2 separate regions of the Homo sapiens genome follow, and region 2 is linked to region 1. A link is an interaction called in ENCODE POLR2A ChIA-PET data of the cell type or tissue named here. Cell type or tissue: GM12878. All regions are shown on one strand. Links, peaks and the distances in the headings refer to the core of each region. The heading gives the core; the rest is flanking DNA. Region 1 overlaps SAMSN1 (SAM domain, SH3 domain and nuclear localization signals 1). Region 2 has its middle 4.9 kb from the start of SAMSN1-AS1.

What was found. Peaks named below come from ENCODE experiments on the same cell type or tissue, not always from the same donor. Only the 100,000 strongest peaks of a DNase experiment are listed, where the experiment ranks them.
Region 2: POLR2A ChIA-PET joins it to region 1 with 5 read pairs; 5 of 35 experiments call an interaction of 5 or more read pairs at or near these places.

What each region holds. Positions count from the first base shown.
Region 1 is chr21:14,518,657-14,525,571 of GRCh38, forward strand. SAMSN1 (SAM domain, SH3 domain and nuclear localization signals 1) reads right to left here. Exons shown (of 8, transcript NM_022136.5): 2 at 2,494-2,565. All of the region lies in intron 1 of LOC124905053 (a long non-coding RNA gene), which reads left to right. Among named protein-coding and RNA genes, the nearest start is that of SAMSN1, 24 kb to the right of the region's middle. In GM12878, for the core only: no CTCF peak of the experiment used is centred there; a DNase peak (open chromatin) is centred at 4,805; H3K4me3 peaks cover 704 bases; H3K27ac peaks cover 712 bases.
Region 2 is chr21:14,572,956-14,581,680 of GRCh38, forward strand. It overlaps a transcript of SAMSN1 not described here. Among named protein-coding and RNA genes, the nearest start is that of SAMSN1-AS1, 4.9 kb to the right of the region's middle. RefSeq lists an enhancer at 5,233-5,527. In GM12878, for the core only: no CTCF peak of the experiment used is centred there; no DNase peak of the experiment used is centred there.

The DNA.
Region 1 (6,915 bases), core at 2,624-6,623:
CATTATTAATCAATATTATATTTTGCTTCATATCTTACCCCAAATTGCCTATGATAAATATGAATGGACAGCCAATTTAAACCCTCATTGCACTTTATTAATTTCTACATTCAAGGTTGAAATCAAGGCAAAGATTCTTTGCTTAATTCAAAAGTCCTGAATAAAATTTAATTCGGAAGCACTTTAAAATTTTAGAGTTAGCCTTTTTCTTCTCTCTACTTAAACTTTCTCTGTCTTCATTATAAAATTACTTTGCTAACATAAATAAGAAATGTTAATTACTACTTGTGTTACTCTACCATTTCTAAGCTTCAGAAAAATGTACCACACATATTTTTCAGGTTTTTCTAGCGTTATTTACAGAAGCTACAAAGAAATTATGTTTATGTCTTTTGAGTGTTAACATTTTTCTATGCCTTTCTCCATAGCCTGAATTAAATTTCTATTTAAATATTACTTATGGTTTTGTTCTTGTCTTTTTAAGATTTGTCTTCCCCTATAGACTCCAGGCATGAAGTAAGGATTTTCATGTGTTGTTGCAACAGTACTTCCTGAGTGTCTAAGGGAAAACCTGTCATAGAGTAGTTATTTTTTGAATGAGTGCTGGATTGTTGAAAAATATGCACACTATTTTATTAGGTTTGCTAAATTCTTTTACAAATTACTAGGCCACCATTATTAACCAATGAACCTGAATGAACATGAGCTATCTTGTACAGGTTAATTCCAGAATTATAAACTAAATAGCAGTAGAATATATGTATGATTGTGGAGAATTAAAAATTTATACAAAATGCCAACTGAAAATAAAATTATATACAGTTTCTCTCTCTCTCCATATATATACACACACACACACAAACACATATATGTGGCCAGGGGGAGATTTATATGTATATATTACATTTATTACTTACAATTATGTAAATGTTGATTGACTATACAATTATGTACAAGTTTACTCATAAATGTGAATATATACATAATAAATTAATAAAAGGGATCATTACTGAAATTAAATTATTTTAAAATATTACAGATAGTTATATTTGAAAATAAGCATAGGATCTAAAAACCTATTGATCTAAAAACCTATTGATCTAAAAAGAATATATTACCTGTAAGGTTGCTGAATCAGGTTCAATGGTAAACAGTATTTTCAGTTTTCTTAGTAGACACCCCTTCTCTGTACTATTTTATTAGTTGTTGTTGTACCTGTCATTAACCACTTAGCATATGTGGCCCCTACTTTATGAGATAATATGGCAAACTTTGGAGTCAGAGAAAAGGTTGATTTCTGCCTTTGTCATTTACTCACTCTGTAATTTAGAAGTAATTTTATTTGATGAAGCAAGCATATTTCTGCAATGGCAAAATAGATATACTAATAGTTCCTATGTTATAAATAGGTAAATTGTTATAGATAGATAAAGTTAGCATTGTGCTTATTTCATCGTGAGTGCTCAACTAAATGAACATATTATTGAAATTATTACGTAAACTTTATTTTATGGGAAGCTTTTCTTAAGCTACGGTTAAAATGTTCATAGTGTACAAATGTGTATGTAGCACTCACCAATGGGATGTTTCAGTGTACATTGAAGTGTGAGAGTCCAATTGAGCAGCTGTATGCTCTCCTTAACAAATTTACAGTTGGGCCACTTAATCTTGTTCTAATTTAAAGCAATTACAACTTACATAACATTTTATATATATCTATCAAATAATGTGTATAAATACAATGTATGTGTATGTGTACATATATGTATACTCACATTGTTTTATAGTAGAAATACTCAGGAAATTTGGAATTGTCAGTGTCAGTTTGAATTCTATCTTTTCGGGTTCATGTTTTGCTTTCCCAAACATCTGTTAGGCTTCTTAAAATAAGATTTTACTTTTAATGCCCTGCACGGTACTGGGTACTGATAGAGACAGGAAACAGCCAACGGTCCCTTGCGAAACCTCCCCTTCGAGCCTAAAACAGCTTGAAGGCTGAAAAACCAGACTGATGATCCTGGATGAAGCCCACCCTTTCCCAACTGATTCTCTCTTAATAATGCCCACCTGTGCACTGGGGGAAGGGGACGGAGCTATGGGAAGGTCGTGTGGTTTGCTGCAGGGAGGAGCCTGGCCTCTTTTGTTGTTATGTGGTAGCCTGGGATTCAATCTGTAAGGTAGGAGCCTGCTAGCAGGACTCTTGCTTTGTTGAGAGTTCCTCTTTTTTTTTTTCCTTTTCACCCGATATACCCTGCCCTACTCACCCTACAATGTGTCTGTGTGCCTAAATTTTCCTGGTCGTGTGACAAGAACCCATTGCTTTCCACAACAGTACTAAATAATGGTTTGTTCATTTATCACAAAAACATATGCAAGGCTATAATTTTAAAATGTATTCATTTTTCTTATTTTACTTTGCAAAAGTGACATTGTCTTCATAATATTTCATAATGTGTTTGCATAACATTCATAAAAATGGAATAAACTACGAACCTCAGTTGAATCATCTGGTTTTGATAAAGAATTATTCCGAAAACGATCGAAATTCCCAAAACTGCTGCTTCGCTATAAAATAGAAAAGAAAAAGCAAAGGAAACTTAGAATTTATTTTCACTGTCCAAACTGATAAGTATATTAGATTATAGTTTAATAAGCACCGTCTCTTGCAAATACAGGCTTTAAAAAGCTCTTCTCTCTGGAATATCCAAAGGCTGTGAAGGTATACCTATTAACATTTTTATATTTACAGTTGATCAAATGTCTTTCTACGCTTTTTGTCATAGCGTTAAGTAAGCACCTTGGAGAAAATCTTGGTTAAATTATTTTAAATTTTTTATTTTAATTTTGCTCTTTGAAGTGGCAGCTGAAGAATCCTTGAATTCCAAACTAAAGCTTCTTGAAATGAGCTAACCACAAACTTAACAGCATGTAGTACTAACCAACCAACCAACAAACAAATAACAACAACAAAACACAAACAAAAAGCAAGCATCTGAGTAGATCCACCATTACGCCTCACAAAGATCAAGTTTGTTCACACGCTGGGGCCTGTGGGGTGGAGGGCAGGGAGACGGAGAGCATCAGGAAAAATAGCTAATGCATGATGGGCTTAATACCTAGGTGATGGGTTGACAGGTGCAGCAAAACACCATGGCACATGTTTACTTATGTAACAAACCTGTACATCCTGTACATGTACCCCGAAAATTAAAATAAAAATGAAAATAAAAGACCAAGTTTGTTTAAAAAAAAAAAAAGAACATAAGTGCATTTTCTATTACCAACTCTTGATCATTTGAAGTTCTCTGCTGGGTATCAGAAAAAGAAGGCACACACACAGACTTACTAATAAATTGAAAGCAGCATTTAGGTATGCACAGTCCAAGGTTGGGAGTAAAATGGAATTTTTCCACATTTAACATAGAATTACAATGAGATCTCTGGGTCAGTTTCATTCACTGGTTTTGAGAAAAAGCTCAGTATGTTAATAGAAGATGTTGTCTTGAATACCTTTTGCTTACAAAGCTACATTTTTATTATGCAACTCAATGTAGGCAGGCAATTATAAATAATTTCTGATATGCAACAAAATAAATGAATCCCTTAAACATATTTTAAAATTCTTTTGAGTCATTGAGTCAAAAAATTGATATTTCCTCACTATCTAATTTTATGCATTGTTTGGGATGGTGGATATCTGATGTTGGGTTCTTTGTGTACTCATAAATCCCGAGACTATTTTCTTTCTAAAGGACTTTATCTTATTTCAAGTTTATCATATTTTAAAAACAAACTGGTGGTACTGACATATAATCTGGTAATTTAGAAAATTAATAATGGGAGTCAGTAATCTATAAAACTTTGTACAACAAGGCCTCCCTTAATGCTCTCAATGGGATCTCGGAAATTGCTACCTTAAGCAAAACCAGGTGTAACAAAATCCACTTTACCATAGGCTACTTGAAATCACAAGTTCAAATAACAAGTTCCTGTGATCTACTTTTCATCACAAAAACATCATCAAATTTCTAAATAAAGACCCAAACACTTCTAATGGTAAACACTGAAACAAATGCGATCCATACATATATTTAAGAAAAATTAATTTAAAAAATTAACATAATTATTTTCCCAGTTATTCCAGCTCAGGGTTGCTGTGAGTGGCCAGAGCCTATCCCCACAACTCAGGGCACAAGGCAGGAACCAGCCCTGGACAGGGTGCTGCTCCAACGCAGGGCACACTGAAGCACACATCCACACTCCTCATTGTGGAACAATTTGGACACGCCAATGCCAATTGACCTGGAATGCACTTCTTTGGGATGTGGGGGGAAACCCACACATAAATGAGAAGATTGTGCAAACCCTGCACAGACAGTGACCCTGGTCAGGAACTGATTTTTTTTTCTCCATCAATATTATTATAACAAAATGATGTTGGAGAAAACTGTTTTTGGAGGACCTGCTATATTGTCCTTTCAGAAATCACAGCCCATTTTAGTACAAGGCAACTTCAAGGGCTCCTAGTCCCTAGAAGCTCTTATGTCTCCCTACCAGCTATCTTTAAAGATTTTTGTTTCCCTTTTAAAAGAACTGAAATAAAAAGATCCTGACCTCTGGCAAGGGGTTAGCTTGATAGACAGTGTGATACAGAATATTGCCCCAAGGATGATAGCTGTGTTAGACACAATTAACGCCTTTTGCTGACTTGCCACCCCGGCTGGACGAGCCCTTCAGCCTGTGGTGAGAGGAGCAGAAACGAAAGCTGAAACTGAGAACCACACTGGAAAATACAAACTCTTCTTATGTAGTACTTACTAGCCTACAGTGGCTTCCCAGAATATGAATCACTCCAACTTGCCTAGGAGGTGTTTCCATCTGGCTGTCATTGCTCAGCAATCACAGAAGGGAATTGAGCGTATTGTTGTCCTGCTTATAAACAATCTGAACACACAGAAATCTATTACTCTTTTATATACTTGAAACCATTCTATGGCTGATTGGAGCCCATGCCCAAGGCAATTTTGTAGCCTATATATAGCCTGTTAAATATTAATGAGAGTAAGGGTGCGATTTCCACAATGGGATAATGGGTCCTGTTGCACAGGAGGGCACAGAATAGACTCGTTTCAGCATTTTGCTACACTATCTTCTTCCATTAAGTAATCAATAGCCACCACCTTTTAAAATTAATTCTCCCCTCATTATATCAATAAAGAAAAGCAGATTTAGGAGTCGTGGTTTAAGAAGGACACTGGACTATTACTTTGGGTTTTGTCAGTCATCTCATCACTAATTACTCAATAGCTTTATGCCATAGGAGTATATCAATCCATGTTAAGACACCCTTAAGAAGAAAATCTAAATATTTAAAAGAACATTTATATTTGTTCATTATTCTCTAGTTTAAAAGTTAGTAACTAACTTTCTCAGATGGTTTTATGATGTATAGATTATGGCTTATGACAAAAAAGGACTAATGTCTACTATGAGGTCTGGACAATGAACACATTTATGACTTCTGTTCTTGTAAAGTTTTATGATAACAAGGTGAATTATATGGAAACAAAGCTTGCTTCCTAAATAATAGTACTTAATAAATGAGAATGTGTTTGAATATTGATAATGTTGTTTATATAATTGTAATGTATTAGACTTAGTAAATATTATCTTATGACAGAAGTTCTTATCAAGACAGAGTTATTATATAAATAAGCAGTGTCAAAAAGAAGATGAGCTTAAATAAAAATGCTATATATATTTTAGATAATTCTTTGTGTCTGTTGACTTTAGATCATATTTAGTCTTTATACTCTACACGAATGTTTCCAGTCTTTCCTTATGCAATTAGAAATGCATTTGTAAAATGGCACAATACCTATAAAGGGAAATTTGGCAATATCTAGCAAAATTACATATACATTTGCCCTTTGTCCCAAGAATTCCATTTCTAGATGTCTTTATCAGCAATACATTTGTATATGAATTGTTTACATTTCCATATTCACTGTAGCACTTTTATATTATCAAAAAGCTGTAAAGCCTAATGTTCATCAAGAGGATACTGATTGAATAATATATGGTACATCCACACAATGCAAATGTATGAAGCTGTAAAAAATTAAATACATCTTTTTATATGCAACAGAATAACCTCTAGCATACAGTGTAAGGAGAAAAAGTAAAATGGAGAAAAGTGCAATATATTGAAATACATCTAATGTCAAAATTCATGAGTTCATAAGGATACTAAAAAGAAAAATGCATCAGTTACATTGGGAAATGTTATAATTATATTCTGAAAACTAACAAATAAAGGGACAACTTAGACATTTAATCTGCCTTTCCTGTATGAAACCTATTTCATCAACTAAATAGTTCATCAACTAAATAGTTGATGAGGGGAAATTGTTCTGTATATGTTCATACTTCAGCTAATCAATTAAAAATGATGAAATAATAAGATTACCATTTTGCAAACCCCTAATGCAATGTTGGATCCAGGCAATGATCATCAATGGCCACTAAAATCACACAAAAGGAGATAACCAGAATATGTGCTTTGTGATGGAAGCATTAAATACAACTAATGAGATATTGTTTATAAGAAAGAAAGGAAGCAAGAAAGCAATCACACCAAGCTCTGTATCTAGCTACCACATTTAAGGAAAAAAAGAGACAGAAGAGCATGTTAAATGTTACCAAGAAGATACAGTCAGTCGGAAAAAATACAGACAAGAAAATACAGAGCAAAACAACCCAGCTTCTTCAGCAAATCAATATAAAAAAATTTTAAGAAAGAGTTAAAGTATAAACTGAGAGACTTCAGAAACATATTATCCAAGTATAATCCATGAATCTTGTTTAAATATAGATCAAATAAACCACTATACCAAAAACATCAAAAGACAACTG
Region 2 (8,725 bases), core at 2,360-6,359, 54 kb after region 1:
ATAAAATAGAAATAATGATACCATGATACTGTCTTACTGAATCATAACACAATTAAAAGAATACATAAAATTACCTGAAATAAAGTCAAGTGCTAAGTCAATGGTGACCATGATTATCACAATGTGTCTCTGTGCTGAAAACAAGATTTCAAAGGCATGAACCACTCAAGGTGGCACCTAGTGTGTATGTGATGATGGGTGGGAGTCAGGGTGATGGTGGCAAAAGCAGATGTCTCTCTCCAACCAAGCACTCTTTATACCGCACAGACCCTGATCTTCTGCTCCCTTCTACAGTCTTACTTAAACTTCACCCATCCATTTTTTCAAAGCAGACTTTACTCCTCTGAAATAGCATTGAAAAGGATTTTTAAAGTACTTCTTGTTAGAATGGTGAGAGCTCCTGAGAATGAAAATGGAAATTCTTGTTCATGAAGAAGTTTCTGTAGCCCTGAAGTGAATTCATATGCATACTTGCTGGTTCTGACTTACATTGTTTAAGTCATGGCTGATGCATCCAGAGACCATGAGGGAGAGAGAAAGGAGATGGGATAGAGGAAGTATAGTTGTTCAGAAATCAAAACAAAAACAAAAACAAAACCCTAAACCTAAACCAGCTGAGGTAAAGGTAAAAAATGTAGAAATACGGCCAACAGGCATCATCTGAAGAAAATTGCTTTGAAAAATTAGAAAGAAACCTTTATATACAAAACTTTTTCTGCACATATAATTTATCTTCCTCATTGTATCCTTATGACCCAAACTATTGAAGACAGCAAGGATCTTAAAAATCATTGACATTCTCCTCCATTCCAAAGATGAGGAGGTAGAAGCCCATGGAGATTAGGCAATTTGATCCAAAGAGATCCTACTATGACAGAGCTAAGCTCATAGCTGACTCTTCTGGCTTTGAGCAGTATTCCCTTAAGGGTATAACACAGCTTCTAACACACCATGCTACACATGCAAAATATGTCTTTTCTATAGTTTGCTTAGCAGTATTTGAATTATGAACATATTTCTTTGCAATAAAAGAAAATTTGGCAACACTTGGAGCATTTGCCAAGGCTCATTATATGTTCTAATGAGCTCCTTCAAATGTTCTAACATTCAGGCTTCTCTCCTGCCAAAGATTGATGTCCAGCTTTGGTGATTTGCTTCCTTCTGTTGGAGCATGCAAGAGAGGCTCTAAGTAAAAAGGACATTTAGGTCTTTCATGGCTAATAAGCATATTGGGCCCCCACCTCAGATTGTCCATAATTGTCTTCCTCCTTCTATTTGAGAATCCAGTGAAACGTATTCCAACTGTCTTGTGAAAGCCAAAATGTAGTTATACTTGATTATCATGGATCTTATTTCATGATCATAGGAACTAATCTAAATTACAAATGTTTTATGATAACTTTAGGAAGATTTTACTATAAGGAATATCAATTCAACTTTCTCCTTAATATGATGCCTTTGAGTAAACAAGCACAGAGTGAAAACACATGAAGAGAGAAAAGGAGCAAAATCCTTAGGGTAATTCATGAAGAAGAGGGATTCTTGGTTTCCATAACAATTCTATAACTAGATCACAGGACTATTGTTTTCACATATGCATGAAGTTTGTGTAATTGGGAAAAGCCAAACATCAACCCAAATAATTTGACTGGTTTGAATGCTACATTGCTGTGTCTCAAAAGTCTATTTTAATATTACCTCTATTTATCCTGGGTTTCTAGACTAATACTTCACACTTACAGAGAAATTACATTTTCTCATTTTATCTTTATTTTTATTGTAAAATGTTTTATTGGAAAAGACACTTAAACATTTTATGCACATTTATGATTTACTTCATATTCAACCTAAGGAATTTCCATAAACCTGACATCTTCTACTATTATAATATCTCATATTTTATGTGTTTATTCTACAAGCTCTTCTTTATCTAATAAAAAATGTGTTTGCATGTCTGGCGAGACCTTTTTTCAGGCTTATTTTATATACAGGTACTACAAAGTGTTTGCCATATTATTGAATTTTTACACCAAAAATTGCTATTACTTATTCTTCCGTTTTACCGTTTTCTTTTAATAAGATCACGTAAACTCTCTTGTCCACCCCTTCTCCTAACACACATGCATACTTCTAAGCTCTCAAGTTCATAGACTGGATGGCTTAGGAGGCACCTTACGTGACTTTGCTAAATGAGTGAATGAATGGATAAATGAATGAATAAGCCATGCAGAATCTCCTAATTTTCAAATTCTTCTCTTGGGTAAATGCTGATTCTCCTAGCATCAAATATTAAATTGGTCATAATTAAAATTTCATCATGTAAAATTGTCATAATTAATGATTATTTTCTTGCTCACCTTAAGTTTATAAAATTATTTTTAGAATCTTTATTGTCAAGTATATTAATTTTAGCACAGACTGTAGTGAGTATAGATATGTTTTGGCATTTTTGCATCACATTTTCCTATTTATCTTTTCAAAATTCTCAGTCCAGATTACCATTTATGATGCTTTCTTTTCCATAAGTGGTCCAAACACATTTGCTGAAACTTTTTACCTTTCCATCCCACAATAATTCCACTGCAAAAAAGTAAATTTAAAGCTGTTCCAACAACTGATTTTTGACGTTGGAGATGAAACACAAGGATGTTAAATTATGAGGAATTATGCATTGATAGTTCATAGTCTACCTTCTTCCGGGTGAGTGTGTGAGCTTTCTTCTTAGTATGTCTTATTATTTACCAGGTCCAAAAATAATACTACTCACCACAAATGGGAACACAGAGGTTTTTTGGCAGGAGCCTGACATCACTAAAGCACAAAGAAAATGAGAATGGAATCCGTGAATTGTTTTTCCTTTTTCCTAAACCATGTGCCTCCTTACTCACTGTCTTTTTACTGGTCCTCTCTAGCCTTAATTCTTTCTTTGCATATGTCTATTTTTCAAAGTCTACATCATGGATTCTTACTCATTCACCTACACTTTTAAACTTCACTACTGTTTATCAAATAGGTAGAGAAGAAAAGAAAGGCCAAAATGAGGAAATAGTATGAAGATGTGAAGATGGAAAAAAATATCATTGTGCTTGATGAAAGGATGATACTCACTTTGTCTGCAGTAAAGAGTGTGTAAAAAAGACCTGTGTGCATCTGGTTAGAAGGAAGATTAGGTGAATGAGTTTAGATTTGACCCTGTAGGTTGTGGGGGAGGCGTTTAAAGGTTTGTGAGGGGAGCAGGGACATTATTAGATTTGAGCTTCAGGATCATTAATCAGGGTAGCATTTATCAGTTAGAATAGTCAAGAAAATTAATCTGTTAGATTAATCTGATAATGGTGTGTCATGTTGATTGAAGGGGGAAGACCAGGGTCAGAGAGACCGAGGGAGACTGCCAAGGGAGAGAATAGAGAGACAAAATGGAGGACAGGCACAGACAGCTTATCCCGGTTAAGCTGTCTGTCTCCAGTTACCTCGTCTGTCTCCCAGAGACCTCTGGTTTTCTTGAGACATATTAAAACTTTTATACAACTCAACAGTGAAGCTGTGTATCCTAAGAGCACTTTCCCATGCCAATAATTAGCATCCACTGCTGCACGTTTGAACTGAAAGAATTGTAAAACCTTTTGTTACTCTATTTATTGGTGAACATTAGCAGACCACCTGTTCCTCCAACTGAAACAGTTGCGTAAAGAATTTTTCCATCATCCACACGATTTGTCACCATTGTGATGAGTTCATACAAGATTCCAAAAAAAGTCTCATACTTGCCTTAGATACCTTTAAGTACAGCTTTGTTTATGTTCTCACCTTCAGATGCTGTATATCAACTACACTCATTTTTCTTTGATTTTTGTTATATGATTCTGTCTCTCACTATTACAATTTTTCTCACTATACTGTTTGAATTCTTCTGTAAGCAGGTCTCTGTTCTGTTCTTTTGGGTCTTTGACTTTGCCTCTTCCTGAAAGATCTTTTGTTACTGTCACTTTTTAAACATTTTCACACTATATAAAATGGGTTTGAAAATATTTTAGAAATTTGAGAGGAGGAATGGATATTTGCTCCTTGTTTATGTCTAGATTGCATCCGTTTCTTTTTTTTTTTTTTTTTTTTTTTTTGAGACGGAATCTCACTCTGTCTCTCAGGCTGGAGTGCAGTCGTGCAATCTCGGCTCATTGCAACCTCCACCTCCCGGGTTCAAGTGATTCTCCTGCCTCAGCCTCTCGAGTAGCTGGGATTACAGGTGCATGTCACCATGGTGGGCTAATTTATATATATGTGTGTATATATATATATATATATATATATATATATATATATATATATATATTTTTTTTTTAGAAGAGACAGGGTTTTACTGTGTTAGCCAGGATGGTCTCGATCTCCTGACCTCATGATCCGCCTGCCTCAGCCTCCCAAAGTGCTGAGATTACAGGTGTAAGCCACCACACCTGGCCCCATTTCTTAATCTTATAAAAATAATTTGTTTATCCTTATAAATCTGAAAAAGTCTCCCAGATTTTGAAAAATATATGTGTTATTATAAAAACATATGAAAGGAAGACTTTGTCTCCTTCACAGCCCACAAACTCTATCCTTTCTTACCCTCATTCCCTACCAAGCCTATGGCTCATTTTCCTCCTTTTGTTAAGATGTGCCATGCTCTTAGCTTACAGAGCTTCGTAAGTACTCTTCAGTTATTCTTCTTATAAATTGATTTGAAACACTTGGCTTCAAAGATTATTTTTGGTCACCTCGACTATTCCCTTTCTTAAGATGCAGCTGAAATCCCCTCTCAACACCACTCATCTCAGATGTTAGAAAAGATCATCATCCTTGGTTTTTCCTTTCCCATTTCTCTTGTGGAGTATACCCTTTCATAAATCTGATCTTTTACCTTTCTCAATTTATATCAATTCCATAATCACAAATATTTCTTCACTCCCTGATCCCACAGACACTACAAACAACTTAACTTCATGTTAAACATCTCTGTATCTCATTTTCTGTTGACTTCTGTGAAGAGCCCTTGACAAATAATACATTTCCCTGTCTGATTCCGTTTGTTTATAGTATCTCAACGGAATAAAATGTTCCAATCTTACAGACCTCTGGGTGCTTTGATTTTTGCAATAAATATTACTTACTATAGATGAATCCCAACACTATTTCACTAAATTTTTCTAATAGATATTAATAACCTTGCTTAACTACTGGGTGTTTTTGGTATGCAAAGAGTTACTCAGAGGAAAGAGAGTGAGTAGGACTGAAACCACCTTACAGAGTTGGAATTAGTGGGTGAAAGAGGGTAAGGAGTTTACTCAAGCACACTCTGCCGGCAATGTCGGAGCTGCATTAAATCCATCAGCACCCACCTTGAGAGTGGGAGGCTACAGTGGGCTTAGCAGGAAGCATATCTGGGTGAACAAGGACTTCCTCAAAGATGAGTTAATTTCAGGCCACCTAAAAACTCTGATGTAATAATAGAATCAAAGACACCAAGCAGATCACAAGGTCAGGAGTTCAAGACCAGCCTGGCCAACATGGTGAAACCCCATCTCTACTAAAAATACAAAAATAAGCCGGGCATGGTGGCGGGCACCTGTAATCCCAGCTACTAGGGAGGCTGAGGCAGGAGAATCATTTGAACCCAAGAGGCAGAAGTTGCAGTGAGCCAAGATCATGCCATTACACTCCAGCCTGGGCGACAGGGTGAGAATCCATCAAAAAAAAAAAAAAAAAAAAAAAAAGACCCCAAGATTGTACTATTCCTAAAATTTTTGAAGTCAAGGAGAAACTAGTGTCCTTGTAGATTAGATTCATTTCCCATGAAATGTGGGGTTTAGGCCCAGCTCCATCATATCTGCATATCTTGGCACGTATATTTTTAAAAATATAATCACACTCTTACCCTTTTAAATTGCAAAAATGTCGCCTCTGACTACCTGCCATTAATAGTAAGTAACATTCATTACAGAAGCACATCTTTTCAAACCCCAACACTGCCTCCTTTACATTCTATAATATGAAAGTTAAATAACCTAAATAATAACCCTGCAATTACTATTGAAAAAAATACCAGCTATGCTAAAATGAAACTGGATATTTTTCACTTGTTGTTGTTATAGAATATATGTGTAGAATACAAAAATAATAATTTGCACTCATCCAACTTCTTTCACTTTAGTGTCTCAAATCCCGGAGTGTAAGTGGTCTCATTAAGTTTACCAAACCAATTTAACTCTAACATGCTCTTGAACCCTCTCTCCAAGTCCACTGAGGCTTTTCTGTCACGAATGCTGAACAATATCATCTGAAATTCTGAGCATTCTGTAGATATGTTTGACCTTCTGCAGATAAAACTCACTTAATCGTTAAGTTATATATTAAAATAGACAAAACTACCTAAATAAAAAAGAAAAATATGACTGTTGTGTATTTCCCTACACCTACACACATCCACAAACACTCACATGTACAAAATAATTTATCTATAACTGGATTTATTAGAATGAGGAAAGCTTTGGCTATAAGAACAGCTAGAAAAACAAGAAGAAATATGCTTTATCTGGATCTATGGAAACAAAGTCCATTGGTTTCTAACCTCCATTTATTTAGGCAACAAGTGCTACTCAAATATTTATTTATTTATTTCTGTTCTGCACTTCATGTTAGAAAATGCTCACTTTTTTTTTTTTTTTTTTTTTTTGGAGGCAGGGTCTCACTTTGTTTCCCAGGTTGGTCTTGAAATCCTGGGATCAAGTGATCCTCCCACCTTGGCCTCCCAAAGTGCTGGGATTAATGGTGTGAGCCACCACACCTGGCCACTTCTTCAGATATTTATTGAGGACCCATTACATTATAGGAACTATGGAGGATACAAAGATAAGTTATTCATAGGAAGTATACAAATACTGAACTAATTCCAGCACAAGTGGAGTATGGTTAAGTTCCATGAAGATGAGGGCAGTGTAGATATCATTTAGCTCTGTATCTCCAGTGCCTGATATTGTGAATAGCAAATAGTAGGTTGGCAGGATGTGTTTCATGGATATGGAATGAAAGAATAATGCCCTCAAATAATGTAGAAGTTCAAAGGAAGGAGGGACTACTTCTGCCTGGTGTTACTCAGAAAAGCTTTCTAGATGATGAAGTATTTGATCTGAGTCTAAGGGATGATGGGATGGGTTCTAACAGAGAGAATTCACATATCAGGCAGAGGCCATCACACTGTCACAAAGATAGAGGGAAGAAAGTGTGAGACAGCCTTTAGGAATAGCAAATCATTCAGTTTGGCAGTTCGGCATAGGAAATCAATAAGGTGGGGGTAGTGCACAGATAAGACTGAAAAATTAGATTGAGTCCAGACTGATGAAATCCAGAAATGCCAAGTTAGGGAGTCCAGATTTTATTCTTGAAGAAAACTCTGACTATTTGTGTTCAGATGCCTATACAACAGCTTAGCCACTTGCCAAGGAGTCATCAGCCTTGATCCTGCTTCTGAAGATATCAGAGGGAGTCATCAGAAGCACGTCCTAATTATATTACCAGCTACTCTCCAAGAAGCTACTCTAAGAGAAAACCTGCAAAGTGCAGCAGTCCCAGAAAAGAAGATGAAGATTAAAGAAGAAGGAGGATATTTAGAAATGATTAATGTTGGTCAGTTTCATCAGTTCGAAGTCTGTTATCAGATACCTGTTATATTTACTATGGCACTTTGAACACAAGTTACTTTAATTCTAGTCTTTGCAGACTTAATGCACAAATCTTAAAAGGCAAAAAAAGTTCCAAGAGAAAATATGCCTTTTAAGAGACCTCTAAATATGTTATAAAATGTAGCTTCTGTCTAAGAAGAGACTGATTCTTTGAGGAAAATGGTAGAGAGTAGGCTCCCTGGATACACAGAATTGTCCCATTCATTCACTGAAAACACACATGACCAGAGGAGCTGTAGGTAAAGTTATAAAACATGCCTTGAGCAATTTACAAGGAAATTGAAAAAAAAGTACCACTCTTAAGTACTAGAAGATTTATAATATTTGACTTTAGCTTCTTGACTATTTCCATTTTTTAGTTAAGAAAGTTAAGATTAAAAGGTTTAAATAACTTATCCAAGCCCAAAAAAAAAGTAGCACAGCCAGAATCCATCCAAATTTGTTTGACTCCAGAGAGCATACTCTTTCTCACGTATCACATAATAGCCTTAGAGTCTGCCCTCGTATATGGAAAACACTCTAATGTAGTAGCTAAAAGCAGGAGCTCTAGCTAAAAGCAAGACCTAGGTTATAGGTCTTGGCTCTACCTCCTGTTAGCTGTCTGACTTTGCACCTGTTACCAACTTTTTGTGCCTCCATTTTCTCAACTGTAAAATGAGGGGAAATAATATTTCTTTTTTTTTTTTTTTTTTTTTTTTTTTTTTTTGAGGACGAGTCTTGCTCAGTCGCCCAGGCTGGAGGGCAGTGGCGCGATCTCGGCTCACTGCAAGCTCCACCTCCTGGGTTCACGCCATTCTTCCGCCTCAGCCTCCCGAGTAGCTGGAACTACAGGTGCCCGCCACCACGCCCGGCTAATTTTTTTGTATTTTTAGTAGAGACGGGGTTTCACCTTGTTAGCCAGGATGGTCTCGATCTCCTGACCTCATGATCCTCCCGCCTCGGCCTCCCAAAAGTGCTGGGATTACAGGCATGAGCCACCGTGCCTGGCCAAAAATAATATTTCTTAAGGT